Linked DNA regions of Homo sapiens: regions 1 and 3 are each linked to region 2. A link is an interaction called in ENCODE POLR2A ChIA-PET data of the cell type or tissue named here. Cell type or tissue: PC-9. All regions are shown on one strand. Links, peaks and the distances in the headings refer to the core of each region. The heading gives the core; the rest is flanking DNA. Region 1 has its middle 18 kb from the start of PTPN1. Region 2 overlaps RIPOR3 (RIPOR family member 3). Region 3 has its middle 87 kb from the start of ZFP64.

Region 1 (10,235 bases), core at 1,952-6,951, 190 kb after region 2:
ACTCTGTGTTTGGGTATGGAATGATCCTCTCATATTGGTCTTAGCAATCTGCACGTGTGTCTCTCTCAGCCCTCACAGTCGTGGATCCTGTAGTATTCATCTTGCTATGTCCCCAGGGCCTAGCCCAGGACCTGGGCGAGAAGAGGTGCTCCCTGAATGCTTGTCAAATAAATATATGAAGAATTAATCATCACATCCCATTTTATCACCTCCCTAAACAGAGTCATTTTCCCTCCCCACTGCCTTCCTGCATTCCTCTAGGGCAAGATGGTTCTTGCAGAGAGAGAGAGAGAGAGAGTGAGAATGAAGAAGAGGTTAACCCAATTGTCATTTCCAAAGCAGCTGTTAATCCCTGCCTTCTTAAATTACCCTTATTGTACCCACTTTCAGCCTCAATGTTGGGTCAGCACTGAGGCAACTCTGACTTTGGTCTCCTTTAAAAAAAAGGAAAAAGAAGGAAGGAGGGAGAGAAGGAAACTCTGCCTGTATTCAAACCATTTCAAGAAACATGGTTGAACTAAAGAGAGAAGCAATTTAAAGTGGGTGTTTTCACACGCAGAGCTGGAAGTTCTAGCATTGGAGGTAGGACATTTTTGTTGTTCTTATTTCTTTTTCTTATCACAAAAGGAATACTCATTTAATGAAGAAAACTTGAAAAGTGCATATAAAAGAGACACAACTTACTTTTTTTTTTTTTTTTTAAACGGAGTTTCACTCTTGCTACCCAGGCTGGAGTGCAATGGAGCGATCTTGGCTCACCGCAACCTCTGCCTCCCAGGTTCAAGCAATTCTCCTGCCTCAGCCTCCCTAGCAGCTGGGATTACAGGCACGCACCACCATGCCTGGATAATTTTGTATTTTTAGTAGAGACAGGGTTTCTCCATGTTGGTCAGGCTGGTCTCGAAATCCCGACCTCAGATGATCTGCCTGTCTCGGCCTCGCAAAGTGCTGGGATTACAGGCGTGAGCCACTGCGCCTGGCCCACAACTTACTTTTAACTCTTACTACCTGTGCTGGTCACTGCTCACGTGTTGTGTGTGTGTTTTTTGTTTTGTTTTGTTTTTGTTTGAGACGGAGTCTCACTCTGTCCCTCAGGCTGGAGTGCAGTGGTGCGATCTCGGCTCACTGCAAGCTCTGCCTCACGGGTTCACGCCATTCTCCTGCCTCAGCCTACCGAGTAGCTGGGACTACAGGCGCCCGCCACCATGCCCGGCTAATTTTTTTTTTGTATTTTTAGTAGAGACGGGGTTTCGCCGTGTTAGCCAGGACGGTCTCGATCTCCTGACCTTGTGATCTGCCCACCTCGGCCTCCCAAAGTGCTGGGATGACAGGCGTGAGCCACCGCGCCTGGCCACTGCTCACATTTTGGTAAGCACATTTTCACAAGTTCTTAGGTCTCTCTGTCACTTCATCTCGATCTTCATCCTCCCTTTATTCTAACCCCTCCCTTTCACTCTGTCTTTCTGAGGTCTCTGTCTCTCTCTTTCTCTTTTTATCAATTTTTTTTTTTTTTTTTTTTTTGGTGACAGAGTCTCACTCTGTTGCCCAGGCTGGAGTGGCACAATCTTGGCTCTTTGCAAGCTCTGTTTCCTGGGATCAAGTGATTCTCCTGCCTCAGCCTCCCAAGTAGCTGGGATTACAGGCATGTGCCACTACGCCCAGCTAACTTTTTGTATTTTTAGTAGAGACAGGGTTCACCATGTTGGCCAGGCTGGTCTTGAACTCCTGACCTCAGGTGATTCGCCCGCTCAGCCTCCCAAAGTGCGAAAGAGATAAATACCCCAGCTCCTTGCTTCTCAGGTATGGCAATGTGGAGGCATGGCCCTTACATGGGTGGGTTTGAGCCCCACTGGCCCACATGCTCATTCATGTCCCTTCCCAGACATTATTTGAAGACATTATTTGAAGACATCAGGAGCATTTTTACTGTTTAAGCCACTTTGGATTGGCTTGCTACTTGCAGTTGAGAGCATGCTAACTGGTACATGGTCTTTGTCTTCTGTCTCTATCTTCCTGTAGCCCTATGGGTCTGAAGTTCAGCCATATTCCTTCCCCAGAGCCCTAGTTGCCTTGGAAGTCAAGATCTTTTAGAAGCCACCTGCATCAACTTTTCACCACTGTCCTAAATCAGAAACTTCGTGGTCACTTCCCCACTCCTCACCTGCTGCCTCCAAGGATCTCCTCAGGAATAAATTACTTGCATTTAAATCCTTGTCTCAGAGTTGGCTTCTGGAGGAACTCAGATGAAGATGGCAGACTTATCACTTTTCCTTTTGTCTAACTAAAAGGCTTCAAATAGAAATCAATTATTCAACTGATTATGAATCCAAAAATTTCTGGCATATTTGAAAGAGCAGATCATCCCGACTTTTAGTCCTCAAGATATCAAAAATATTGCATCTCCATCTAGCACCTCCCCCCCCATTACACACCTGCTTTGTGCTAGGCACTTTACATGTGCAACAGGATGATGTTAGGGGTGCTCTGAGTCTCTTGGCCTAAGTTCAAAGGTCATTCAGCAGTTGGGGTCAGCCACCTTCCTTCACGGCTCGCTGTGGAGCCATTTCAGCAGAATGGCAGCCCATCCTTATGCCCATTCTACCGTGGGCGTCAAGGAGAAGGGGAAAGAGAGCACGTCTTGCTTCTCCTGCTCCCCCTACCCATTGTCCCAGCTCCAAGCCACTAGAATCATGAGTCTGGCTTGAACTGGGTGACATGGGGCCAGGGGATCTAAAAGAACTTTGAATCAGATCTGAGAATGAAGTTTTTTCCAAGGAAATTTATATTGAACTATAAAACACATACAGAAAAGTATATGTGTGTACATGCACACAGATATATCATAAGTGCACGGCTCAGTGAATTTCCCCAGACTAAACATGCTCACATAACCTGCACCCAGATCAAGATACAGAACTCTCCCAGCCCCTCAGAAAGCTACCTAGTAACCCTCCTAGTCACTACCCTTTGCCAAGGGTGACCACTATCCTGCTAACACCCTGGATTGCTTTTGCCTGTTTTTGAACTTCACATAAATGGAATCATGCCGTGCATGCTTTTTGGTGTCTGTCTTCGTTTGTTCGACATCATGACCATGAGACTGGGTCTCGTTGTGCTTCACTGGTTGAGACTGACATTCTAATTGGAGGAGATTTGGGTTTTAAGACCTGAAATAGACAGCTTTGGTAACCAAAGAGTCAGTCAGGCATGCTATGGAATTGTTGAGAGGCTGGTTGAGGAAGCCCATTCTTTAATAGCTCCGTGACTTTGGGCAACTCATTTAAGTTCTTTTTTCTCTATTTCTGTAAAATGGAGATAACTATTGGTCCCTACCTCAGAAGCTCATTGTGAAGATTTGGTGAGTAATATATGCCAAGAGCTTAGGCAAGTGCCTGGCACAGAGGCGGGGCCACCTGGGAGCTTGCCGCTACCTCTGCTCCTGCCTCTACTACCACTACTCTGTTATTCTGATCATTCCCCAGAGGGAAAAAGGAAATTTCAACAGAGACCATTTGGTAGCAATTATTGTAAAAATAAAGTGGTTTCGTAGTTACACCTCAACAAGTTGAGACGTACCCCTGAACCAGTTAGACATGTGTCACCTCAGTTAAAGTTCACATCAGCCCTGAGAAGTGAATGCTTGTTTGACAAATGAGGCAACTGAGGCTCAGAGGGAGAAGCAACGCACTCCCTCAACTCACTCCCACAGGGTTACAGAGCGAGCTGGTGGTGGAGCCAGGGTCTCTGTGACCCTGTGTGCTGTTCTCCTTGCCCTTTTACCTAATTCTCCTGCTGGAGCTGGTGGTCCTTAGGATGCACTGGGATGACCCCATTGGACTGCCTTTGGCATGACCTTCTAAAGCATGTGGTGCTGCTTTAGAACTTATCAAAATATTTTCTGTGTGGATTTCCCATCAGCCTGTTCACATGAGGCTTAATCTTTCTTGTGGGTCTCATAAGTAGCACTTTATGAAATACCAGGTGAGTCAGTCATACTCAGCAAACGAGTTTTATGATGACTAAGAATGTTGGGGCTTTTTGCTGAAATTAGCCAACTGAGGTAACAGAATTCTTCCATTGCATATCACAGAAATTGGTTCTGGTCAGGCCGGGTGTGGTGGCTCATGCCTATAATCCCAGCACTTTGGGAGGCCGAGGCAGGCGGATCTCCTGAGGTTAGGAGTTCAAGACCAGCCTGGCCAACATGGTGAAACCCCATCTCTACTAAAAACACAAAAAATTAGCTGGGCCTGGTGGCGGGCGCCTGTAATCCCAGCTACTCGGGAGGCTGAGACAGGAGAATCGGTTGAACCTGGGAGGTGGAGGTTGCAGTGAGCCGAGATGGCGCCACTGCACTCCAGCCTGGGCAACAAGGACGAAACTGCGTCTAAAAAAGAAAAGAAAGAAAGAAGGAAAAAGAAACTGGTTCTTACCAACAGAAACAGAAAAGGAATTTGTTAGAAGGATATAAGGTGCTTTTTAGAAATGGAGCAAGAAAGCTCTGAAACCAAGTTTAGAAAGAATTGGCCACATGATGCGCTGGGGGATCTTGCTGGCATCAACTCACGAGTGTGCTCTTCAGCTCTGAGGGTGCGGCACTCAGGACGCTTTGGCTGCAAGTAACAGAAAACTCAACTCAACCTGGCTTAAGCAGTAAGGGAGTTTATTGTAGGAAGGGCAACACCAAGGTTGGTTGATTCAGAGGTTCAAGAATGTAATTGAGATCCAGGGTTCTCTCTCTTTCTTCCCATTACTATCCATGTGTTGGCTTTATCTGAAAACTGGTTCCCTGTGGCTGCAAAACGGGGCACGCTGCCAGTAGTGATTATGACGGTAAGATCATTTGCTAAATCATCCAGTGCGAAAGAGAGGGAGTGTCTCCCCATAGCTCTCTCTTGAGAGTAAGGAAATGTTACTGCCAGAAGTCCCCAAGAAATCTATCCTGGTGTCTTTTTTTTTTTTTTTTTTTGAGGCAGGGTCTCACTGTGTTGCCCAGGCTGGAGTGTAGTGGCGTGATCATGGCTCACTGCAGCATCAACCTCCTGGGCTCAAGCAATCCTCCCACCTCAGCCTCCTGAATAGCTGGGACTACAGGAGTGCACCACCACACCCAGGTAATTAAAACTTTTTTTTTTTTTTTTTGTAGAGACAGGGTCTCACTATATTGTTCAGGCTGAACTTGAACTCCTGGCCTCAATGATCCTCCCACCTCAGCCTCCCAAAGTGCTGGAAATACAAGTGTAAGCCACTGCAGCCAGCTCCCCTGGTGTCCTATTGGGCAAAACTGGCTTGGGCCTGTTCACTCCTGAACCAATCATCAGCAAGAGGCACAAGGGATGATTTTGGCCCCCAGGGGACATTTGACAACGTGTGAAGACATTTTTGGTTATCATAACTAGGAGAGGTGCTAGTGGCATCTCGTGGGTAGAATCTGGGGCTGCATCTATATATCCTATAATGGACAGGACAGCTCCTTCCCATCCCTTGCACACAGAAAAGAATGAACTCTCCCCAAATATCAACAGTCCTGATATTGAGAAACCTTGGCTTAGACAAATCAGGCACATCCCTGCTCCTGGGATATAATAGCCTGGTGAGAGTCATCCACAGTTTCCACTGCAAACTTTCTTTCAGAACTTTTTTTTGTCATTCTGTTTGAGATTGAAATTTCAGAGAGGGTTTGTTTGGCTTGGCCTGGGTTACATACCCATTTACAGAATAGTAGAGGACAAGGCACTGTGGTTGACCTGAAGCTCCTCCACAGGAAGCTTGGGATACTGGCATGGGAAGTGGAACGGATGTTAAACAAGCAACAACAACAAAAAAGCCCACCTCAACTGGGATGAACTTCCTCAGTGACATTCCTTACAAAGAAGAGGGAGACATCCTGGAATGATATGGGGGAGGGGTGGGGAGAGGGACAGTATGATATATATTAGCTTGACTTTATTATTTTTGTGTATATTTTTGGAGATGGAGTCTTGCTCTGTTGCCAAGGCTGGAGGGCAGTGGCACGATCTTGACTCACTGCAACCTCCACCTCCCGGGTTCAAGTGATTCTTCTGCCTCAGCCTCCCGAGTAGCTGGGATCACAGGCATGTGCCACCATACCCAGCTAATTCTTGTATTTTTAGTAGAGACAGGCTTTCACTGTGTTGGCCAGCCTGGTAGCTTGACTTTAGAGATGACTGTCATCAATTCCTTCCCTCCCCATATGTGTGTGCCACTCCTCCTTGAGATAGGGGGTCTAATCCTCAGCCCCCTTGAATTTGGCCTGGGCTTGACCTTGTGACTGTTTTGACCAATAGAAAATAGTGGAAATGATGCTGGGTCAGTTCTGGACTTCCTGCTCCAGTAGCCAACTGCATGAGAGACCCCCATGTGAGAGCCACTCAGCTAAGCTGTCAACCCATAGAACTGTGAGTGGTATAAATAATTGTTGTTTTTAAGCCACTAGCCACTAGGTTTTTTTTTTTTTTTTTTTTTTTTTGAGACGGTGTTTACGTCTGTTGCCCAGGCTGGAGTGCAGTGGCATGATCTCGGCTCACTGCAGGCTCCGCCTCCCAGGTTCACGCCATTCTCCTGCCTCAGCCTCCCGAGTAGCTGGGACTACAGGCACCCGCCACCACGCCCAGCTAATTTTTTGTATTTTTAGTAGAGACGGGGTTTCACCGTGTTAACCAGGGTGGTCTCGATCTCCTGACCTCGCGATCCGCCCACCTCGGCTCCCAAAGTGCTGGGATTACAGGCGTGAGCCACCACACCTGGCTTAAGCCACTAGGTTTTGAGGTAGTTTGTCATGCAGCAATTGATAACCAGAAAAATACATCAATATAATATACATATAAAATAAAGATATTTCTATTTTCATATTTACTAATTGTATTAGTTCATTTTGCATTGCTATAAAGGAAAACCTAGCCTGGGCAACATGGTGAAACCGCATCTCTTCAAAAAATACAAAAATTAGTTGGGCGGGGTAGCTCACTCCTGTAATCCCAGCACTTTGGGAGGCTGAAGGGGGCAGATCACTTGAGGTTAGGAGTTCGAGACAAGCCTGGCCAACATGGTGAAACCCTTTCTCTACTAAAAATACAAAAAGTAGCTACTAAAAATACAAAATACAGGTGGCATGCACCAGTAAGTCCCAGCTACTCAGGAGGCTGAGGTGGGAGGATTGTTTGAGCCTGGGAGGTGGAGGTTGCATAAGCCACAATCGCACCACTGCTCCAGCCTGGGGGACAGAGTGAGGCCCTGCCTCAAAAAAAAAAAAAAAAAAAAAAAGGAATACCTGAGGCTGGGTAGTTGTTTATAAAGGAAAGGTTTACCTGGCTGGCTCATGGTTCTGCAGGCTGCACAGAAAGCACAGTGCCAGCATTTACTCACTGCAGGAGGTGAAGCCGGAGAAGGCATGTCGCATGGTGAGAGAAGAAGCAAGAGAGATGCCAGGCTCTTTTAAACAACCAGCTCTTGAGTGAACGAACTGAGTGAGAATTCAGCCATTACCATGGGGAGGGCCCCAAGCCATCCATGAGGGATCTGCACCCATAACCCAAACACCTCCCACCAGGCCCCACCTCCAACACTGGGGATCACATTTCCACATGAGATTTGGAGGGGATGAACATCCACTGTATTACTAATATTTTAGTTAAAAATATTTTTATTATAAAAGTAATAAAAAAGCATCATGAAAAATTGGAAAAAAAACAAACACCCCTGGTTACACGGATTTAACTCTAATCACAATCAGCATTTAGTTGTGTATTCTTCCAGTATTTTATTCTCATGCAAGCTTTCAATCCAGCAGTTTGAGAGCATCTCTTTTTTCTTTACTTTTATGTCATCATTATTATTCTACATGGCCATAGCGTCTTTACAACCAGCAAGATATAAGAGCTACCTAGACTGAATAATGGTCTCCCCCAAAGATGTCTGTGCCCTAATCCCTTGAACCTGTGAATGTTACTTTATATGGCAAAAGGGGCTTTAGAGGTGTGATTAAAATATGGATCTTGAGATGGGTGGTGGGGGGTTACCCTAGGTTAGCACAGTGGGCCCAGTATAATCACAGGGGTCCTTATAAAAGGGAAGCAAGAGGGTCAAAGTCAGAGAAGGCCATGTGAGGAAGGCAGCAGGGTCAGAGAGAGACTGGAAGATGCTATGCCACTGGCTTTAAAGATGAAGGATGGACCAACCACGAGTCAAGGAATGCGAGCGGCCTTTAGAAGCTGGAAATGGCAGGGAAACAGATTCTTCCACAGAAGCAAGGCAGCTCTGCCAACACCTTGAGTTTAGCTCCACAAGACCCATTTTTGGACTTCTGGACTCCAGAACTATAAGATAATAAATTTGTGTTGCTTTCGGTCACTAAATTTATGGTAATTTCTTACAGCAGCAATAGAAAACTAAGATATCACCTTATTGAGCATTTTACACACATCATCTTATTTAATTTTCACGGCTGCCCTGAGGGACAGGTCCTATTACCATCTGCATTTCAGAAATGAGAGCGCTGGTACTCAGAGAGATGAAGGGACTTCCTCTGGCCTCACAGCTGCTACTTGCAGAGCCAGAGGGACACGTGCTAGCCGTACTATTTATGGTTGTACTTAAAAACACCACTTATATCGGATTTATCGGGACTCATATAAACATACAGACATTGGTCTATGCCTCTGTCATTTGCTATTTTTTTTCATTGTTTTTTTCTGGAATTAACATTGTGAGTTCTGTGGAAGTCCCACCAGCCATCAGATGAAAACCGCAGTTTTGAAATTGCAAGGGTCATTGACTCACCAGACAGTTTTTTTGTTTTTTTGTGTGTGTGTTTTTTTTTTTTTTTTGAGCCAGAGCCTTGCTCTGTTGCCCAGGCTGGAGTGCAATGGCATGATCTCGGCTCACTGCAACCTCCACCTCCCCGGATCAAGAGATTCTCGTGCCTCGTCCTCCCCAGTAGCTGGGATTACAGGCACCCGACACCACACCACGATAATTTTTGTGTTTTTAGTAGAGATGGGGTTTCACCATGTTAGCCAGGCTGGGCTCAAACTCCTGACCTTAAGTGAGTGATCCACCTGCCTTGGCCTCCCAAAGTGCTGGAATTACAGGCATGAGCTACCGTGCCAGGCTTAGACAGTCTTTATTGATATTGACACCAAAGAGTTTCATTTAAAAAGATGAAATCCAAGTTTGATCTGGGGTTTGGATGGGCCAGATGTAGCTTTGAAGATCTACTGAATTTTCACTGTTATGTCAACCTCCTGTTTTTGAGATTGAATTTTCATGATACATTTATAGAAAATCTGCAAAGCTCCTGAAATGGAGTCAAGATTAAACACATGTCTACTCTGAAGATGGCCAAGAGTCTGAGGATTATTTTCTGCTCAGTTGAGGTTTCTCCTCCTCCTGCAGGTTGGTCTATCCATGAGCTGAGCTCACGAAGATAAGTGTGGAACCCAGCACTGTTTCCCCAGAGTGCTTTTGCATTTACCTGTTTGGAACAATCTTTTTTGTATGTGCTGGAAAACAGTCATTCCTGTCAACCAGCACCAAATGTCTGCATTGCCTTATCTTTCTTTCGTTTGCTCATAGGTACATGTGGTTCAAATGGTGAGCATGACCACCATCTAGCTTCCTGTTACCCGAGTCCCCCCGGGAGTCAAGATTTACCTCATAGTTCTTACCAAGCTTGATTTATTTTCTTTTTCTTTATCTTTTTTTTTTTTTTTTTGAAACAGAGTCTTGCCCTGTCACCCAGGCTGGAGTGCAGTGGTGTAATCTCGGCTCACTACAACCTCTGCCTCCTGAGTTCAAGCAATTCTCCTGCCTAAGCCTCTCGAGTAGCTGGGATTACAGGCGCCGGCCACCACACCCGGCTAATTTTTGTACTTTTAGTAGAGACAGGGTTTCACCATGTTGGCCAGGCTGGTCTCGAACTCCTGACCTCAGGTGATCCGCCTGCCTCAGCCTCCCAAAGTGCTGAGATTACAGGCCTGAGTCACCACACGCGGACTATTTTCTTTTTCTTTTTAGATTTTAAAATTTATTTTCTTTTTCTTCTTACCTTTCTTAATTTTTTCCTTGAACCAGAACCCAGCTTGATTTCCCCCCAAATGTGCAACTGATAGACCTACTGTAGAGTCTTCATTATAATAACTTTTTACTTTCAAAAAATAAAGGCATTATTTACCTGCAGTAAAATCTATCCTATCTAGTATACAGTTCTGTGATTT
Region 2 (10,235 bases), core at 1,817-6,816:
GCATCCCAAAGGGCTGGGATTACAGGTGTGAGCCATGGTGCCCAGCCCCTGCACTTACATTTTTATAAATCATTTTATTGCTAAAATTCGTTGATATAATTGCTTATCACTTGTTCATTCACTTTTCTCTGCTGTGTACTATTCCATGGCATACCAGCATTTATTTTTCCTGTCTATGACCATGTGGGTTGTTTCCATTTGTCAGTTTTGTTTGCTACATACACGGTTCTGCTTTGAGGGTTCTTGTACTGTCCTATTGCACACATACAGGAGTGTGTCTCAAGTTTGTACCTGGAAGTAGAATTGCTGGAATATGAAATCGTATGCTGAATTATCTTCTAATGGTTGTACCAATTCACAAGCCACCCTCTACACATGGCATTTGTCAAACATCTTACTTTTTGCCACCTGAATGGGTGGAATTTGCCCTAGATCTTGACTGACATCAAGGACGGGGCTGGAATGTCCAAAAGCCTTGAATGGGCTGCGTGTTTGTGACGTCCCACATCTTTGTGGCACAGCTTCTCCTGCAGGAGAGGCAAGCCTGGCAGCTGTGCTACAGAAAGGAACACATGGCGTAGGGATTACAGATCTGATAACATCAACTTTTCCTTCCTCCCCTCCACCTCCTTTTATTTGGTCTGGTTCTCAACGCGTGTGGGGAACGGTGTGGTGAGGAAGGGGCGAATCCTTGGTCCGTGACAGGCACTGTTGCATGCACTTTACAGATATTGCTGTTAATTATTTACCTCTCAGATCCTGCAAATGGAGGTGCCCTTAGAAGCCCCACTTTACAGATATGGAAACTGAGGAACAGAGAGGTTAAGTGACTTGCCTGAAATTACACAGGGAGTAAATGGCAGAACTGGGTTTGAATCCAGCTCTTCTGGCTTCGTCCAAGGTTTATGCTGCCTTTCAGTAGCGCCTGCAGTGAAGGGTTGCAAACTCCTCAGTCCTACAGACTTGGGTTCAAACCCTGGATCCCCTACCACCTCACTGTATACCTCTGAGCAGTTACATCACGTCTTTGAACCTCAATTTCTCTAAAATAAAAAGAGCTATCTTTTCCAGAAGCCTCATTATATGTTTTTTTTTTTCTAGTGCCTTATTGTTTCTTTTCTTTTCTTTTCTTTTTTTTTTTTTTTTTTGAGACAGAGTTTGGCTTTGTCGCCCAGGCTGGAGTGCAGTGGTGCAATCTTGGCTCACTGCAGCCTCCACCTCCTGGGCTCAAGCAGATCCTCCCATCTCAGCCTCCCAAGTAGCTGGGACTACAGGCATGCACCACCACGCCCAGCCAGTTTTTATTTTTTGCAGAGACTGGGGTCTCACTTTGTTGATCAGGCTGGTCTCAAACTCCTGAGCTGAAATAGATTCACCCGCCTTAGCCCCCCAAAGTCCTGGGATTAAGGTGTGAGCCACTGTGCCAGCTATTGTTTCTTGTTAGGTCATATGCCCCTTCTTGAAATTTCCCCGGAATATGTTCTTTGGCTTACGCCTGTCAGAGCTCATCTCTGGAGTTGAGGGGGTATCAATGCCACTCACACTTGTACCTGCAAATCAGGGTGCCCTCCCACCCCCCGACCCAACAAAAGCCAAAGGCTGTTCGTAGGAGCAGGAGATAGGTGCTGGGCATCAGGAAAGCAAGTGTCCACTCTGGTCTGGCTGGGCTGGTTTGGGCCACTGACCTTCATGACCATTGTATTGCGTAAGAGGCTGCTCTGGTTGAGCTGTAACCAGCACAGGCAGCCTTTGGCCAGGTCGGCGTGAGATTACCAGCCTCGCACAGGCGGCTGCACACGACACGTCTGCAATACCTATTCTGAAGGGTAATTCTCTGGGATAAAGCATGTTTATGTTTTTTAGGGAGGTGGGGAAGAAAATTCCATTTCTGTTGCCAATTAGTTCTGCTTGAGAACAGCTTTTCTCAACACCAACATATTGGCTGCCCAGACTTGAGTTCTGTTGATTAACTCAAAGTGGGGAAAAAAGTGATTTTTCTTTCCTTCCTCCACCCCCAACCGTGAAACCCGGCTGTTAGTGATGAAAGGGGTCCTGTGGATCATTTAGTTTTCCTTGTCATGACTCCAGGAAAGGCTATAAAAATAATCAGTGGGCCCCGCTGGCCGTAATTGACTGTAGAGAGAAGTTGGCTACCACAGCGCCTGAGTTATGAGAATCTGTTTCAGATGCAGGCTTCAGTTGAGCCTCGTCTAATGACACCTGCTCCCCAAGGCCAGCGGAGGGTGGGGGTGCTGACGCTTGTCTGCATGCTTCTCTTCCTTCCCGGGTTCCAGGGAGCTCCTGGCAGAGGGACCCAGGACAAAACAGAGATGCTGGGAGGAGAGGACCAAGCATGGATCTGGCCCTGCTGCTTGCACCAAATTCCAGGTCTACTGTTTGTTTGTCTGTTTGTTTTGAGACAGGATCTTACTCTGGTTGCCAGGCTGGAGCGCAGTGGTGTGATCTTGGCTCACTGCAGCCTCAACCTCCTGAGCTCGGGTGATCCTCCCACTTCAGCCTCCTGGGTAGCTGGGACTACAGGTGTATGCCGCCATGCCTGGCTAATTTTTGCAGTTTTTTAGTAGAGACGGTTTTTTTTTTTTTGAGACAGAGTCTCACTCTATTGCCCAGGCCCGAGTGCAGTGGCGCGATCTCGGCTCACTGCAACCTCTGCCTCCCAGGTTCAAGTGATTCTCCTGCCTCAGCCTCCCGAGTAGCTAGGACTACAGGTGAGCGCCACCACGCCCGGCTAATTTTTTTTTTTTTTTTTTGTATTTTTAGTAGAGACAGGGTTTCACCATGTTTGCCAGAATGGTCTCGATCTCCTGACCTTGTGATCTGCCCACCTCAGCCTCCCAAAGTGCTGGGATTACAGGCGTGAGCCACTGCACCAGTGGAGATGGGATCTTGCCATGTTGCCCAGGCTGGTCTCGAACTCCTGAACTCAAGCGATCCTCCCACCTCAGCCTCCCAAATTGCTGGGATTACAGGTGTGAGCCACCGTGCCCGGCCCAGTCCACTGTTTGTTGGCCATGAACCTGGGGCAAGAAACTTCACTTCTTGGTGCCTCTTTTTTAAATTTTATTCTTTTTTTTAACCATAAACTCAACCAAGTGGCACCCTCATTTTATATATTTTTAAATATTATATATATATTTTTTGAGGTATATATATTTTAAAATATTATATGTGTATCTCTCTCTCTCTGTGTGTGTGTGTGTGTATATATATATATATTTTTTTTTTTTTTTTTTTTTTTTTTTTTTTTGAGACAGGATCTTGCTTTGTCACCCAGGCTGGAGTGTAGTGGTGCAATCCTGGCTCACTGCAGCCTCGAATTCCTGGGCTCAAGCAATCCTCCCACCTTGGCTTCCTGAATAGCTAGTACTACAGGTGTGGATCACCAGGCTTGGCTAATTTTTTGAATTTTTTGTAGAGATGAAGTCTCACTTTGTTGCCCAGGCTGGTCTTGAACTCCTGAACTCAAGTGATCCTCCCACCTGGGCCTCCCAAAGTGCTGGGATTACAGGCATTTTAAACAGATAATAATGGTTCCTCCTCCTGGGGTGATGTAAGGATTGAATGAGTTAATAACATGCAAAGCACTTGCAAGGAGCCTCCACCATGTGCAAAGTCCTGTGTCAACGCCAGCTTTTGTTATTTATTCAAGACTCCCCCACTCTTCCTCCCTTGACACTTGAGTCGTATGTGGTTGTGCCAAAATATCTTAGTCCAGTCCCCTGATGATGGACGTGAGATCAGTTCCGATCTTTTGTGATCACGAATAGCACTGCATTGAATAACCTGTAGCTTGTGAGCCAACCCCTCCACCCACCCCTTAAGGTATGTGAACCCCATGATAACCTTGGCCTTGGACTTTCCTTCCCGGAGCCTGCAGAACGAGGAGAGATATGTGGGCATGTGGCCAACTCTGGCCTGGCATGCAAACAGGCCTGTGGGGTGGGGTGGGAGGTGGGGGTAGGCCCTCCCTGAGCCAGGTGGGACAGATTCCTGCTGTGTCCATCTGGTGAGTGAGGAGCCACAGGGTGAGTTTCAGAGGGTTGGGCCAAGGCCACCCAGCCCCCAGGTTCCTGGTGAATGCCCTTATGTGGACTGGAGAGAGGAAACCTGTACTGTGCCTTGTGGGCTCTGCCCATTTTTTGTGATCTTCCTCTAGGAAGCCCGCTGGGATCTCTGCTCCAACACACTTTGCTATATCAGCCACCGGTTTAGCACCCATGGTGGCTGGTTCTCTTCTTGGGGGGCAAAACCCATGATGATTGAGAAAATGAGATGGGGAGTCAGGAGGCTGATTTTGGTCCTGACTTCCCAGCACCTCCACCCTTGTAACTCCTGTGGCTCCGTGTCCTCATCTGAAAGCAGACTAAGAAGACGAATAATAAGGCCAGGCGCGGTGGCTCATGCCTATAATCCCAGCACTTTGGGAGGTCGGGACAGGTGCATCAGTTGAGGTTAGGAGTTCAAGACAAGCCTGGCCAACATGGTGAAACCCCGTCTCTACTAAAAATACAAAAATTAGCTGGGCGTGGTGGCACGTGCCTGTAATTCCAGGTACTTGAGAGGCTGAGGCAGGAGAATCACTTGAACCAGGGAGGCAGAGGTTGCAGTGAGCTGAGATCGCCCCACTGCACTCCAGCCTGGGTGACAGAGTGAGATCTTGTCTCAAAAAAAAAAAAAAAAGGCCAGGCGCGGTGGCTCACGCCTGTAATCCCAGCACTTTGGGAGGCCGAGGCAGGTGGATCACCTGAGGTCAGGCGTTTGAGACCAGCCTAACCAACATGGTGAAAACCCATTTTTACTAAAAATACAAAAATTAGCCAGGTGTGGTGGTGTGTGTCTGTCATCCCAGCTACTCAGGAGGCTGAGGCAGAAGAATCGCTCGAACCCGGGAGGTGGAGGTTGCATTGAGCCGAGATTGCGCCACTGCACCCAGGCCTGGGCAACAAGAGCAGAACTCGGTCTAAAAAAAAAAAAAAAAAAAAAAGTAAAACAAGAAAATAATAATAATAATGGTAACAAATTCACAGGAAGGTCTTGTGAAGTCTCAGAGACGTAATGCAAATGGGTTTGGACCCTGTGTCTGGCACAAGAAATATAAGCTGGTGTGAGAAAATGACCTATCTATGGGAATGTCTGGGCCACAGGCACTTGCAGCCACCTATGAAGGGAGTTAGTCCGAATTCCCAGGGCCTTGGCAAATCATCCACCCTCAGAACTGAGTTTTCTCTAGCAAATGAGGGTGCTAATGATATGTATCCCAAGGGTTTGATGTGAGAATTAAATGAGACCAGGCACATATTGCTTTGCATTTACACTGTGGTATTGTTGATATTATTAGTTATCTGTGTTGATAGTTGTGAGCATCCTTCCAGACATTGGCACAATGCGGTGCACGCAGCTGGTGCTTGGTGACTGCAAATGGATTGACGGACAGGGCCCAGTATCTGGGCTGGGTGTGGGTGGCTCACACCTGTAATCCTAGCACTTTGGGAGAATGAGGCAGGAGGATTGCTTGAGCCCAGGAGTTTGAAACCAGCCTGGGTATAAGCAAGACCTCTACTAAAAAAAAAAAAAAAAAAAAAGTAGAATCTGGAGGATGCACTGATAGAGAAACCCATTTCTGATGTTGTGGAGCCCTTAGGGAGAATAAAGGGGAAAAGCCTGATGTGACCTCACCTGTGGGTTTTTTTATTTTGTTTTGAGACTGAGTATTGCTCTGTGGCCCCAGCTGGAGTACAGTGGCATGATCACGGCTCACTGCAGCCTTGACCTCCTGGGCTCAAGTGATCCTCCTACCTCAGCCTCCAGAGTAGCTGGGACCACAGGCATGCACCACCATGTCTGGCTAATTTTTGTATTTTTAGTAGAGACGGGGTCTCTCTATGTTGCCCAGGATGGTCTTGAACTCTTGGGCTCCAGCGAACCTCCTGCCTTAGCATCCCAAAATTCTGGGATTACAGGCATGAGCCCCCACACCCAGCCCTCACCTGTGGTTTTATAGTCAGCTACAGCTTAATTCTGGGAGATGATGGGCCTCATCCCACACACCATGGCAAGTACGTGACACAGCAGGAGGCAGACCAACTTCCCCTGACTCTCAGGGCAGCAACCTTCACCCTGACCTTCAGCCCCATGCAGGAAGCAGCCCGTCGGGGTGAGACACAGTATCCATCTGTGGCCAGAGCCCTTGCACATTTTTGACATTTTTGTGTCTTGGGACAAAAGGCGAAGGAACTCAGATGAACTGGTTCTTGTTTCCTGGTGGAAAAACACTCCTGCCCTTATGGAATCTTCGCTGTTGTGTGGTTTTGCCTGTATTTGTGTCTCTCCCTCACTACCCTACAGTTCAGCAGTAGCTATTCTAGAAAACCCACATAAGGTAGACCCAGGAATGATTTCTGGGATTGTCTGAGGATATTTAAGGGGCCAGAGGGCTCCCTGCACCATCGATGCTGGCCCTGGATCTCCTGCCCCGTCTGCCGTTCGACTTGCCCTGAATGCGTGAACAAATGAATGAGCAGACATTTGCTGGACAGCTGCTGCCCTCCAGGCACTGGTGTGCTGGTGTTCCACAGCCCGGGGGCCGAGAGCCACTCAAAGCATTCATATTGGGAAGTTGGCAGGGATGGTCTGGTCAACAGCATGGGCGTTGGCATTGGAGTCAGATGAACCTGGCTTTGTCAGACCCTAAATAGGGTGGCCTTGGACAGACCTGCCTGAACCTGTTTCCTCAACTGCAAAATGTGAATAAAGATAGCACAGTGTGGTCGGTGAGGACTGAGCAAGGAAGTGGCTCTAGCACTTGGCATACACAGTTGGTCCTTAAAAGTGGGCTTTAGACCAGATAGACCAAATTCAAATCTAGATCCAGCTATGAGTCCCTTAACTTCTCTGAGTCTTGATCACTCTCTCTGTAACATGGTATAGTAACCTCTTACAGTTGTTGTGAGGATTTAGGTGAATTCACACATATGATGCATTTATAATGCAGAGAACCTAGTGCATGGTAACCACCTGTATTAGCTTCCTAGGACTGCTGTAATGAAGCACCTCCAACTAGGTGGCTTCAAACAACAGAAACTCGTTCTTTCACAGTTCTGGATGCTAGAAGTTTGAAATCAGGGTGTCAGCAGGGCCACTTTCCCTCTGAAGACTCTAAGGAAGAATCCTTTCTTGCCTCTTAGCTTCTGCTGGTGGTCAGGGATCCTTGTTGTTCCTCAGCTTGCGGCTGCACCATCTTTGCACCACCACTTCCTGTGTGTCCCATCTTGTTTTAGACAGGATCTCACTCTGTTGCTCAAGCTGGAGTGCAGTGGCCTGATCATAGCTCACTGCAGCCTCAAACTCCTGGGCTCAAGCAATCCTCCCACCATGGCTGGCTAATTTTTAAATTTTTTAAGTTTAATTTTATTTATTATTTATTTATTTTTTAATAGAGATGGGGTCTTGCTATGTTGCCCAGGCCGGTCTTGAACTCCTGGCCTCAAGTGATCCTCCTGTCTCAGCCTCCCAAAGTTCTAGGATTACAGATGTAAGCCACTGCACCTGGCTTTTAGTTTCTTTTTTAGAGACTGGATGGGTTTCAGTATGTTGTCCAGGCTGGTCTTGAACTTCTGGGCTCAAGCCATCCTCCTGTCTCAGCCTCCTAAAGCCCTGGGATTACAAGTGTGAACCACTGTGCCCAGCCCCTATCCTCTTCTAATAAGGACACCAGTCATTAGACTTAGGGCCTACCCTAATCTAGTATGACCTCATCTTAACTAATTACATTTGCAAAGACCCTATTTCCACAAATGGTCACATTCTGTGTCTCTGGGTGGACATGAATTTTGGGGGAACACTGTTCAACTCACAACACCACCTAATCAATAGTAGCTATTACTAATACTCCTCTTACTACGGAATTTGCTCAGTGCATACTATGTCCTGGGCACTTCTCCAAACTCCTTTTATTCCTCTTCCCATTTAATCCTCTCCATGACTGTGAAATAGGTCCCAGGATTATCTCTGTTGAGGGCCAGAGAGGTGAGCTGATTTGCCCAAGGTCACATTTGTTAGCAAATGATAAATCTGGGGTTGGGACTCTTTTCTCTCTGACTCCAAAGCTGGCAAGGTTTTGAGACCCTCCAATCCCATCCCAAGAGCTTGGAGTCGGCTGTACTTTCTGTCCTGGAATCCCAGGCATCAGACATATGCTCTTTCCTGGCCCACACCTCCTTCCAGACACATCTTACCCAGAGAGGCTATAAAAAGCGGGGGAAAAGGAATCTTGTCTTTATAATGGCCAACATGGAGTTCTGCTCCTGCCTTGGAACGCTCGTGTCCGGCTCTCCCGTGGATTGAAAGCAGCATGACTCCTGTGCATGGCAGAGCTTGCCAGGGGTGTATATTTCATGCCTGACATCTGGTAACATTTTGGGAGTCTTGACTTGGGGCTACAAATGGAAAAATGGTTCATGAAGGTGTGATTTATTCATCATCAAGATAATGCTATTAAATAAATGCTCGCAACGATTCGCTCCATTGGGTCAGAGAGCCCTGACTTCCCAGGCCGGGCCTGGCGAAGGCCCTGGCAGGACAAGGCTGTTTCTTTGACGCTGAGGAGAGCATGGAGGCGTGGTGAGGCCGGACTGGGGCCTGATAGGGGCAAACGGTCACGCTGCCAGATGATGAATGGCCGTTTACATTTTAACACGCCTGTGTCTTGGACGTGGAGTAATTGGCTTTGGCTGATCGGGGGTGGGTGCAGTTAGGAGCCTCTGACAGCCATGAGCTGGAGAAGGAAGGAGGGTCATTTCCAGAGACTGGGGCTTTGGGGCCAGGAAATAGTTGCTTTGTCAGCAGGGAGAGCCAGTGGGTGGGTTGGAGGCCCCTGAGAGAGATCAGAGGATCCTGAAGGACAAAGCCAGGCTGGCCACCTTTGCAGGGGGTAGCTGGCAAGGGTGTAGGAACCGGCCACGTGGCAGAGAGCAATGCCCCAAAGCCAGGCTGCCTGGGTTCAAATCCTACCTCCCTCACTGACCAGCTGGGCCTGGGACCGCCCCTCCCTAACGTAGGGACCATTACAGGGCCTACCTCAGAGGGGTCTGTGGGTATTGCATGGGCGCGTGGCACCTAGGGGTCTTCACTAAGTGTTAACTGCAGTTGTCATGGTGGTGATGGTATCTAGAGAAGAGTGGAGGCTGGGACGCAGACAGAAGCAGCCCTGCTGTCTTCTGGCTGTAGATCAAGGACAAGACTTACCTTGCCCTCTGCACAGCAGGTAGGAGCCTTCTCCTGGACCTGCCTCAGGGCAGTGGGGACATCCACCGGTCCAGCTCTCAGCACATTCAATGCTGGGGTTGGTTGCCACCCAGCTTGGGCAGCCCACATACTCAGCATCACTGGGTTTACCCCCAAATCTCCATGCGCTACAGGTGAGTTGCCATGGGTTGGCAAGCAGTCCCCGCACCTGTGGACATCAAGGATCTGTCTTCACATCCCCTTCTGCTCACATGGCTCCAGCCCAGGAGGAGATGGGAGGACAGGTGTGCGCCTCTATGGGCAGCCAAACCTGGGGTGGTGGGTGGGGAAGGTGTCAAGTCTGATGCATGTCTGTTAGGGTTCTGGGCACTGTGACGTGCATGCAGGTGGAAAGTCCATTCTCCTGACTTGGAGCTGGTATCTGTTACACCATGAGAGCTGGGGCCTGACCCTTCCCCTGTGTCCCTGTTGCCCCCAGGACTGGCCACTGACGGAGCCATGGTCAGGCTGTGGGACTCAGGCCAGCTGGCCGCGGCCTTCCCACAAGAGTCAGTTACTGGGGCTATCAGATGCTGTGGCTGTTGGTTGGTTTGTCTCTGTGGTGTCAAGCTGGGCCAGCTTTTGGGCAAGAGCAGCCTCATGGGGAACATAATCAATGAGAAAAGGATGGCAGAATCTAGCCTGGGGGTTGCTGGGTGGAGGGCAGAGGGTGCTGGGCTGCCTGGCCATGCCTCCTCTTCAGTACTGAGCTCAGCAGGGGGCCCCAACCCCTTTTACTGTAGGACTCTGCTGGCTTCTGACCAGAGGTAGCTCTAAGCACTGGTCCTTTGCAGCCCCAGGAGGAACGGGCTGCGGGTGAAGTGAGGACGGAGGTAGAGCTTCACCTTGGTGAGGGGCTTTCCTAGGGGGACAGCCAGGTGCTTAGCCTTGTGACAGCTGCTCAGTGAGGGTTATTCACAGCCCCATCGGGA
Region 3 (10,235 bases), core at 3,490-8,489, 1.4 Mb before region 2:
TGTTGGCGAAGCTGGTCTCGAACTCCTGACCTCAGGTGATCCACCTGCCTTGGCCTCCCAAATTCTGGGGTTACAGGCATGAGCCACCGCACTCAGCCAGCAACAGATTTTTGTAGCCTGTTTAAACATCTTCTGGCCAGGCACGGTGGCTCACACCTGTAATCCCAGCACTTTGGGAGGCCGAGGCGGGCAGATCACGAGGTCAGGAGATCAAGACCATCCTCGCTAATATGGTGAAACCCCGTCTCTACTAAAAATACAAAAATTAGCCAGGCATGGTGGTGGGTGCCTGTAGTCCTAGCTACTCGGGAGGCTGAGGCAGGAGAATTGCATGAACCCGGGAGGCGGAGCTTGCAGTGAGCCAAGATCGTGAGCCAAGATCATGCCACTGCACTCCAGCCTGGGCGACAAAGTGAGACTCCGTCTCAAAGAAAAAAAAAAATCTTCTAAAAAAAAGAGCTTCCCTGGGCTTGAAATCCATTTGTTCCAGGTACAATATAGTAATGTGTCTTCTTCACTTTAATTTGCAGAAGCTCCTGATTATGAGGGAAGATTAAAATTTTCTAGCTGGATTTCAACAGAATAGTCAACCTGTGTAATAGGCAAATGGGATTGAAAGAGGAGAATCATGACTGATTACGCATGGCCAATGATACTTTGCTTTCATTTATATCTGTAGACCCTGTAAGTTTGTGTGTGTGTGTGTGTGTGTGTGTGTGTGTGTGTGTGTGTGTTTCAGATTTTCAATTTTGAGCCTTGAAATAAAGCCATTAAAACCAAACATGATGGCCGGGCGCAGTGGCTCACACCTGTAATCCCAGCACTTTGGAAGGCTGAGGCAGGTGGATTGCTTGAGGCCAGGGTTCGAGACCAGCCTGGCCGACATGGTGAAAACCCATCTCTACTAAAAATAAAAAAAAATTGTCGGGCATGGTGGTGGCTGTCTGTAATCCCAGCTACTCAGGAAGCTAAGAAAGGAGAATTGCTTGAACCCAGGAGGTGGAGGTTGCAGTGAGCTGAGATTGTGCCATTGCACTCCAGCCTGGGCAACAAGAGTGAAACTTCGTCTCAAAAGAAAAAAAAAAAAAGGTAATAAACTTAATTTAGGACTAGAACTCTGATTGGATGTTTTGCAAAAGAGTAAAAACAATTTTTTTCAAAAATAAGACTAATCAGTTGTCATTATATTTGTGGAACACATTTATCATTTTCACTTTGTTTTTGGCTACTATTATACCTACATGGAAAATGCAAGAAAAGACTATACCGAGATCCCATTTTATATCAATATAGTTGGCAAAAATCAAGACATTTTATAATCCTGAGTGTGAGAAAGAATGGGCTTCACATTTTGGGTTTTGTTTGTTTGTTTTCAAGACAGGTTCTTACTCTGTTGCCCAGGCTGGAGTGCAGTGGCGCAACCATGACTCACTGCCTCAGCTTCCAAGGGTCAGCTTCCTCCTGCCTCAGTTTCCAGAGTAGCTGGGAGCATAGGTGTGTGTCATCCGCCCAGCTAATTTTTGTATATTTTTTGTAGAAACAGAGTTTTGCCATGTCGCCCAGGCTGGTCTCAAACTCCTGAGCTCAAGTGATCCACCAACCTCAGCTTCCCAAAGTGCCAGAACTACAGGCATGAGCCACTGAGACTGACCTACGTTATTTCTTATACCTTGCTAGGGAAGTGTAAGTTAATACAATCACTTTGGCATTATCTCTTATACCACCCCCAGGTACACACTCACTCACGAGAAACTCTGACACTTTTTAGAAAGATCATAGCAGCACTGTTCACAATGGCAGAGACCTGGCAAAGGCCCAATTGCCCATCAACAGGAGAGTAGGTGAAGAAACTGGCATTTTCACACAGTGGAATATTTACAGAGCAGTCGAAATCAATAAACAATGACAGCAATTTGGATGATCTTAGCAAAATAATATTAAGTGAAAAAAAGTTATTCTTGGAAGATTACATACCCTTTTTATATTCTTTAAATATTAAAATTGTTTTTTTAAGGAATACATGTAGGTACAATAAAACTTGCTAAAGAGACAAAGCAAATGAATGAGATCTGTAGGAGTCAGGCTGTTGATTCTTAAGTTGTAGGGCAGAGGAGGGGAGGGGACATCAGGAGGCCATATAAAGAGAGATGTAGGTTGTGGTTAAGGTCCTACTTTGGGGCAGTAGGTTCCCTAGTACTTATTATATCATAATAAACAGAGGTGCAAGCAAGCAGCCTAAAAAATGTAGGCAAGTGTAGGCTAACAATAGGCCAGTAATAATGCCTCATGTACCAATAATTGATTGTGTACACCTGAGGTGAAATAACAACAAAGCAAATGCAAACACATGTACACACCTCAAGCAGTATAAGAGGGTCTCAGATGTCTCCCATCCCCCCATGCACCCCTCTTTCAACTTCCCCAGAGGCAACCACTGTTTATCCAGTCTCCTCAAAAGGAGATATGATAAACGTGTGTGTATATATACATATATATTTTTTGTTTGTTTGAGATGGAGTCTCACTCTGTCGCCCAGGCTGGAGTGCAGTGGCGCGATCTCGGCTCCACCTCCCGGGTTCAAGTGATTCTCCTGCCTCAGCTTCCCCAGGAGCTGGGATTACAGGCGTCCGCCACCATGCCCGGCTAATTTTTTGTATTTTTAGTAGAGACAAGGTTCCATCATGTTGGCCAGGCTGGTCTAGAACTCCTAACCTCATGTGATCCGCCCACCTCGGCCTCCCAAAGTGCTGGGATTACAGGAGTGAGCTACCGCACCCGGCCACGTGTATATATTTTCAAATGTCTTTACAGATCCGTGTAACTACACATACATCCCAAAGAAGACTTGAAGCGTTGTGTTTTTTAAAAAGTTTAAGTCTCGGAAATTTAACCTGACATGACTTCACCGGGCATTACACAAATATTCCCAAGTCGATTCACAACCTGAAAATCAAGGGGAAGTTTGAGGAAAACAGGTCAGCTTTTGAGAAATGGAAACAATTAAGCAAAAATGCCGTTCTCGCAGGCCCCGCCGTGGGGTTCGCCAACGGTAACCTCACAGAAGGCTCGTTACAGATGCTGCTAACCCCACAGGACCACCCCGTAAAACTCATACGCGGCGCTGTTAAAAATACAGATTCTCAGGCCCCGCCCCAAAAACTCGGAGATGAGCCTGGCTGGGTCTTTTTGAAACAAGGGCCCCCACGTGATTCTCAGGTTCGGGCAAGCTTGGGGCACAACCCAGTCTTAAGTAACTCCCTAATTTGAAGAAAGTAAACACCTGGGGGATGTAGGTGGCTTTCTTGCTTCCCATTGGATGTCAATTACGCGGCGCAAGGAGGGGTCTCCCTCGGGTCTCATCGAGGTCCCAGCCAGTCTGAGCATGAACGCTAATTAGCTCAACCCCCCGAGGACCACGCCTCCGTCACCTGCTGGGCGGGGCCGGCGCCGGGTTGGCCCCAAAAGCACTCCTGTGTGGTCCAAGAGCCGGTGCGCCCGAGTCACGGGGCGGGAGCGGGCGCGTGCTATATAAAAACACACATTTCTGGCCTCGGCCACCTGAATCCAGAACTTTCGGAATCTGCATTTCTCCCTGCAGTTGGAGACACTCCTCATTTAAAATTTAAATTTGGGTATGCAGCAGGGTTGAGAACCAGGAGTGGAGGTCGTGCTTCTCAGCTTGGATGCACATCAGAATGACCTGTGTGTGTGATGGGGGTGGTGAGGGAGGGAGACGGCTTTTTTAAAAAAACATCCCAGTGCCCAGGTCCCAGCCCAGACCAATTAAGTCCGAATCTAAAAGCGCAGCCTGTGCAGCGCAGCAGCCACAGCGCCACCTGGGAGCTCGTTAGAAATACAGGAGCTCAGGCCCCACCCCAGACCCACTGAGTCAGAATCTGCATTTTAACGAGATCCCCAGTGACTCGTGCGCACATTAAAGTTGGAGGAGAGCTGCGCTTCTGAAATTTTAATGGGCAAACGAATCACCTGGGGATCTCGTTAAAATGCAGACACGGTTTCTCAAACTTTAATGTGCATGCGAATCACCTGGGGATCTTGTTAAAATGCAGATTCTGATTCAGCGGGTCTGGGGTAGAGCCCGAGAGTCTGCATTTCTAACGAGCTCCCAGGTGGCGCGGGCTGCCCGGGAGCGGACCGCAAGTCCGCGGGACTCCTGGGGTCTTGGCTCCAGGCCAATCAGCCGTCAGGACTCTTGATAAATCGCCCTGCTCGGCTGATGAGCAGAATTGCCGGGACATGCGCGTTCCGGCCGAAGGGGGGTAATTTCCGAACTCCGGGAATTCGTTGTGTGAAGTAGGCCACTCCTAGGGACGCGCGGGGAGCCCGGTCCTCGCGCCATGTCGCGGCGCAAGCAGGCCAAGCCCCAGCACCTCAACTCCGAGGAGCCGCGGCCTGCGCGCCGGGAGTGTGCGGAGGTGGCCCCGCAGGTGGCGGGGGAGCCGGGTGAGTAGCGCCGCTGGAGCCCCGCCCGGGGGCTGGGGGCCGGTGCTCAGAGGTTCTCCGGACCCGCGCGGGTACGAGGACCGGGCAGGGGACCTGAAAGGGCGGGCGAAGCGTCCGGCGCAGAGTCCTGGGACTCGGACCTGGGCGTCCCCGCCCCCCGCCTTTGTAAATTACACTCTCCTGGAGTCCACCGTCCCCTTCCCCGCCTGGATTCCTCTAGCCACTCCTCTCAAGAGCTAGTCAACGAGTTTGCCTCCCAAACACGCTGGAAGGATGCTCAGAGGACCCCTCAGAGGCTGTTTTCGGGATGCGCGGGCACCCGAGTCTCCGGCCTCCTTGGCACTGGGCTTCGGCTGCGCGCCTGGAAGGTGGCTTCTTGCCTTGGGGTTACGTTTCAAATGCGTTGTCCAGGGAAGGCCTCACCGAGGAGCGGACGTTCGAGCGAAGACCCGAAGGATGGGAGGGAGCGAGCTGTGCAGGTACCCGGGGGAAGAGCATTCCAGGCCGAGGGAACAGAAGCGCAGGGACCCAGGGCGTCAGCGCTGCTGTAGCCCGAGAGGTCACCGGAGGCCCGAGAGGTGATGGGGGCAGACGGTGGGGGGCGGGGGACGGCCGTGAGCCTTGGTAAGAGCTCTGCATTTTATCTGAGCGAAGTGGGAGCCGTGGTGGGGATAGAGCAGTGATGCTGTCGCACTTAACAGGCGGCCCCCACACCCCCTCCTCGGCTGCCACGTGGACACAGGATGTAGCAAGGAGATCGTCGGCTACCTTAAGCCCCCCGGGCAGCATTTCTCGTCCCGGGATCCTCCGCTTCAGAAGAGCCTGCGGGAGGGGACCTTTTCTCGCTCGCCAAATTCTTCCTGCAAGTTAGGGATCCCCCCATCCCCCGCCTCCACTGGAATCTCAGGGGTGGGGTTGGGGAATCTGCATTTCTAAGGCGCTTCCCTTTTTGCTTATCTTGTGCTTAGATTAAGAGATTGTAGGTTCCTACTTTCTCTTAGGCTGCCAGCTCCCCGTGGTTAGCTGATACCTTTCCTTTAAGGGGCTGAGGAAAGGAGTTGTAACTGGACTTCCTCTTCTCCCCCGCTCTTTCCGGGCGCGGAAAGGAGGATGGGTCCCCTCTCCGGGGCGGCTCACCCCTCCAGAGCCGCGGGCTCTCCAGCTTCCGCATCAACTTCCACCACAGTCGGTCTGGTGGGTTTTGACCACAACTTCCCGAGGTGGTGGTGGAGGGGAGTAGTTTAATGAAGCCTCCACTAAACGAATAGCTTATATGTTAAAATAAAGCTTGCTCGAGTGGAGCTACCATAACCAGGATAGTACAACCACCCTCGTGCCCGAGGCCTGGGATGGAGATAGGCAGGTGAGACTTACAGGATCCCGTCCCCTGGGTCGAGGGGCGGGGCTCTTGCTGATCTCTGCGCCTCGGGGAAGTTGGGGAGGTACTGGGGATGCTGAGTCTTTTGGGGGAGGTGTTTATAGAAGAGAATTGCTGAGTAACCCCAGGCTGGAGTTGAAAGTCTGTGCACTGAGCTACTTTGGATTCCTGCAGCCAGCGCTGCGAGGCGCCTTCTGGAGCCGCACCCAGTGTTTCGGGCATGGGGAGGGTGTCGTGCGTCCTGGAGTACTGAGGTGACTTCTGTGGGAGCAGGACGCAAACTCTGCCGGCCCAGTAGTGTGCCTCAACCCCAGCCACCACTTCGGAGAAAAAACCGTCTTCCAACTGACGTTTTATCCTAGTACCTTTGGTCTGCGACACTGGCAAGGGGGTACATTTTTTACGAAGGTTGGGCCACTCTTAATTTGCAAGTGTCTTTGCAACTCAAGTAGCTTTTGGAGGAAAATAAAATGGAAAGTAATTAGTGGACTTCCTGTCACCACCAGTAAAATGACGAAGGGGCTGGAGGAACCTTACTGAGGGAACATCATCCGTTTCCCCAGGAGTTAAAACCCTCGCCATGCTAACCTGGTTTCTAATAGTCAAATGCGGCCCACCCCCACTTCCAGAGGCAGAGGGTCTCCCCCAGCTGCACCTTTCCCAGGAGAGTGGGCTTCAGGCCTTCTTTGGTTTCCTGGGTGTCTAAACGTAAAAGAAATCGGAGGCCCCTCACACCTCCCCATCAGAGGCTCTATCTGGGTCATCCTTTAACCCACCTCTCTCTCACTTTTCTAGTTTGCGTTGAAAACATGCATCTTTCTCCCCCTGAGAATCTGGTAGAATCTTACGTGTGTATATCAGTGAATAACACTAATAGCATTTATACAGTATTGACTAATACATGAGGTTCTCTTACATATACTAAAGAACTTCATCTAAGCTAATGAGACGGCCATAATACCCATTTCACAGATGTGGAAACTGAGGAACGGGGAAGTTGAGTAGCTTATCCAGTGGGACACAGCTAATGGTAAAACTGGAATTGAAACTTATCAGCTGGTTTCCCAGTCTGTTCCCCAAACCACTGTGTTATACAGTGCCTCACTTAGATTTGTTTTCAGTCTTGCTTGACTTCTGTGGAATTAAAACCCTCAAGAGTTTAATGGTTTTCTCTTCTAGTATGTGAGTTGCTATGTAATGAGGCTTTGTTTGTGTCTGTCCCTGAGGGACATAGGATGGGTTGCAGATCTGGCAAGTGTGGGTTCCAATGAGCTGAAAACTTCCAGTCCTGCAACCTTGAGCATCTGAGCCAGTTTCTTGCTCACAGAGCAAGAGACTCAAAAGTATGGTTCCCAGACCAGCATCGGCATCAACTGGGAACTTGTTAGAAGTGAAAAATCGCAGGCTCCACCCCATACCTACTCAATCAGGAACTCCAAATGGGAGCCCCTGCCACCTGTGTTTTAAGTAGCCTTCTAGGCAATTCTGATACACGCTGACGTCTGAGAACCACTGGCTGTGAGCTGTGCTTCTCAAATTGTAATGTGCTGTGCTCAGGAATCACCTGGGGATCTGGCTAAAGTACAGATTGGTTCTGTAAGTCTGGAGTAGGGCCTGAGACTGCTGCCTTTTTTTTTTTTTTTTTTGGAGATGGAGTTACTCTCACCAGGCTGGAGTGCAGTGGCACGATCTGGGCTCACTGCAACCTCTGCCCCACAGGTTCAAGCGATTCTCCTGCCTCAGTCTCCTGAGTAGCTGGGATTACAGGCACATGCCACCACACCTGGCTAATTTTTTTTTTTTTTTTTTTTTTGGTATTTTTAGTAGAGACAGGTTTCACTGTGTTAGCCAGGATGGGACGCCTGCCTCAGCCTCCCAAAATGCTAGGATTACAGGCATGAGCCACGGCACCCGGCTGAGACTCTGCATTTTTAACAAGCTCTCAGGTGATGCTGGTGCTCTAGGGACCACCCTTTGAGTAGCAAGGACTTACAAGTAATACAGCAGAATCATCTGGCAAGTGCTTCAAAAATGCAAGGCCCTGAGGTCAGGTGTGGTGGCTCATGCCTGTAATCCCAGCACTTTTGAGTGGTTAAGGTGGGCAGATTGCTCGAGCTCAGGAGTTTGAGACCAGCATGGGCAACATGGCAAAACCCTGTCTCTATAAAAACAAAACTACAAAAAATACAAAACTACAAAAAAATACAAAAATACAAAAACTAGGCATGTGGTGGTGCATGCCTGTGGTCCCAGCTATTCGGGAGGCTGAGGTAGGAGGATGGCTTGAGCCTGGAAGGCGGAGTTTGCAGTGAGCCATGTTGGTGCCACTGCACTCCAGCCTGGGTGACAGCGAGACCTTGTCTCAAAAAAAAATCGCAAGTCCCTGGAATCGCAAGTCCTTACTTGATCCACACTACCACCCCTCCTCCTGCCCCTAAGTTTTCAGTGAGTATAGGGTAAGGCCTGGGAAACTACACTGAACCCATGATCTAGGTGATTGTGACACAGATAGTATCAGGATTACACTTGGAAGAAACATTGGGAGTAGGACTACTGCAGACTTTCTCAACCCCAGCCCTATTGACCTTTGGGGCTGCATCGTTTCCTTGTGGGGGCTGTCCTATGCCCTATAGGATGTCTAGCAGCATCCCTGGCCTTCACCCACTAGATGCCATTCTCAAACATGCATGCAAACAGAATCATGACAATTGAAAATGTTCCCAGGCATTGCTGAGTGTCCTTTGGTGGTAGAATGGCCCCCAGTTGAGAGCCACTGGACTAGATCACTTGTTAAGGGGCTTCGAGCACAACTGCTAGGATGTGAAATCTGTAGTCCTCACTTGCGACATCTGAAGCCACGCAATTGTATTTACTCAGATGACACTGTACTGAGAACTTATATATTTTTTCATCTTGTTTAACTCTGCAACTCTGAGGCATGTAATCTCCTTTTGCAAACGAGTAAACTGAAGCTCAGAAAGGTTAAGTAGCTTGCCAATAGTTGCACAGCACATAGCTGAGCAAACCCTCTGCCTAAAACTGAAGCCCTCACCACTGTGCTCTACAGCCTCTCATGCTAAGATTCCTTCACCCGCACAAACTTCTCAATAAAAGTGATAATCCACCTTTTGTAATAACCTTAGGACAGAGAAAGTCCCAGACCTTGGCCTATAATTCATAAGCTAGTCAATCTTCTAAGACTTTAGATGGCTGTACACAGTGGCTCGTGGCTATAGTCCCAGCACTTTGGGAGGCTGAGATGGGCGGATCACTTGAGGTCAGGAGTTCAAGACCAACTTGGCCAACATGGTGAAACCCTGTCTCTACTAAAAATACAAAAATTAGGCAGGCGTGGTGGCGCACGTCTGTAATCCCAGCTACCTGGGAGTCTGAGGCAGGAGAATCGCTTGAACCCAGGAGGCAGAGGTTGCAGTGAGCTGAGATGGTACCACTGCACTCCAGTCTGGGCGACAGAGTGAGACTCTGTTTCAAAAAAAAAAACTTTGGGAGGCCGAGGTGGGTGGATCACAAGGTCAGGAGATCGAGACCATCCTGGCTAACACAGTGGAACCCCATCTCTACTGAAAATACAAAAAATTAGCCGGGCATGGTGGTGGGTGCCTGTAGTCCCCGTTGGGAGACTGAAGCAGGAGAATGGCGTGAACCCGGGAGGCGGAATTTGCAGTGAGCCAAGATCACACCACTGCAATCCAGCCTGGGTGACAGAGCGAGACTCCGTCTCAAAAAAAGAAAAAACTTCAGACCTTGATGGGACCTTTTTTCCTTTTAGATTTAAGTCTATTTTGAGATATTTCAGAATCTTCTAGTACTTAATCTTTGCTGTAGGAATCTTAAAACCTACATATTAGATTGAAACATGAAATTATTTGACCGTTTTGGCTAACAAAAATAGCGATTTCACCTAGTTCAACCTTCCTAAAAATAGACTATAGTGAATTCTCATCCATTGATCCACTTCAACCATTAATTGCATGTGGTCAATCTCATTTCTCCTTATGCCAGCTCTCTCCCTGCCCTGGATTATTTTTGAAGACAAATTCACATATCATACAACTTGTAAATGTTTCAACATTCATCCTTAGACTATGGGGAATGCTCTTTAAACTCTAATTCCATTTTCACACCAAAGTATAAAACCCCTGTAGCAAACTTGCAGTGAGTGAGCACACTTCTTACCATCTCAGCTTTTCCAGCATATTCTAATCAGGAGCCAAGTAAAGTCCCGATATTGTCGACCACCTCAAGTCTCTCAGTCTTTGCTTTTTCTCCTCTTCCATCTTTCTTCTTTCAAGTTATTTGTTGAAACAACTGTTTTATCCTGGAGATCAGTGATGTGTGGTCTGTGACCTTTTGCTGAACTGAGGCAAAACAA

The links. Peaks named below come from ENCODE experiments on the same cell type or tissue, not always from the same donor. Only the 100,000 strongest peaks of a DNase experiment are listed, where the experiment ranks them.
Region 1: POLR2A ChIA-PET joins it to region 2 with 19 read pairs; 3 of 35 experiments call an interaction of 5 or more read pairs at or near these places.
Region 3: POLR2A ChIA-PET joins it to region 2 with 15 read pairs; 2 of 35 experiments call an interaction of 5 or more read pairs at or near these places.

What each region holds. Positions count from the first base shown.
Region 1 is chr20:50,486,940-50,497,174 of GRCh38, reverse strand. No RefSeq gene overlaps it. Among named protein-coding and RNA genes, the nearest start is that of PTPN1, 18 kb to the left of the region's middle. In PC-9, for the core only: no CTCF peak of the experiment used is centred there; a DNase peak (open chromatin) is centred at 3,994; H3K27ac peaks cover 1,908 bases.
Region 2 is chr20:50,672,138-50,682,372 of GRCh38, reverse strand. The region is part of intron 1 of RIPOR3 (RIPOR family member 3); the gene reads left to right. LOC105372659 (a long non-coding RNA gene) reads right to left here. Exons shown (of 5, transcript XR_007067644.1): 4 at 9,265-9,472; 5 at 7,953-8,456. Among named protein-coding and RNA genes, the nearest start is that of RIPOR3, 14 kb to the left of the region's middle. In PC-9, for the core only: no CTCF peak of the experiment used is centred there; DNase peaks (open chromatin) are centred at 2,422, 3,862, 6,212, 6,652 and 1 weaker place; H3K4me3 peaks cover 1,144 bases; H3K27ac peaks cover 4,888 bases.
Region 3 is chr20:52,099,361-52,109,595 of GRCh38, reverse strand. It overlaps a transcript of ZFP64 not described here. Among named protein-coding and RNA genes, the nearest start is that of ZFP64, 87 kb to the left of the region's middle. RefSeq lists enhancers at 2,988-3,954, 3,955-4,923. In PC-9, for the core only: CTCF peaks have their summits at 3,622 and 3,822; DNase peaks (open chromatin) are centred at 3,855, 4,275, 4,775 and 5,925; H3K4me3 peaks cover 3,343 bases; H3K27ac peaks cover 3,316 bases.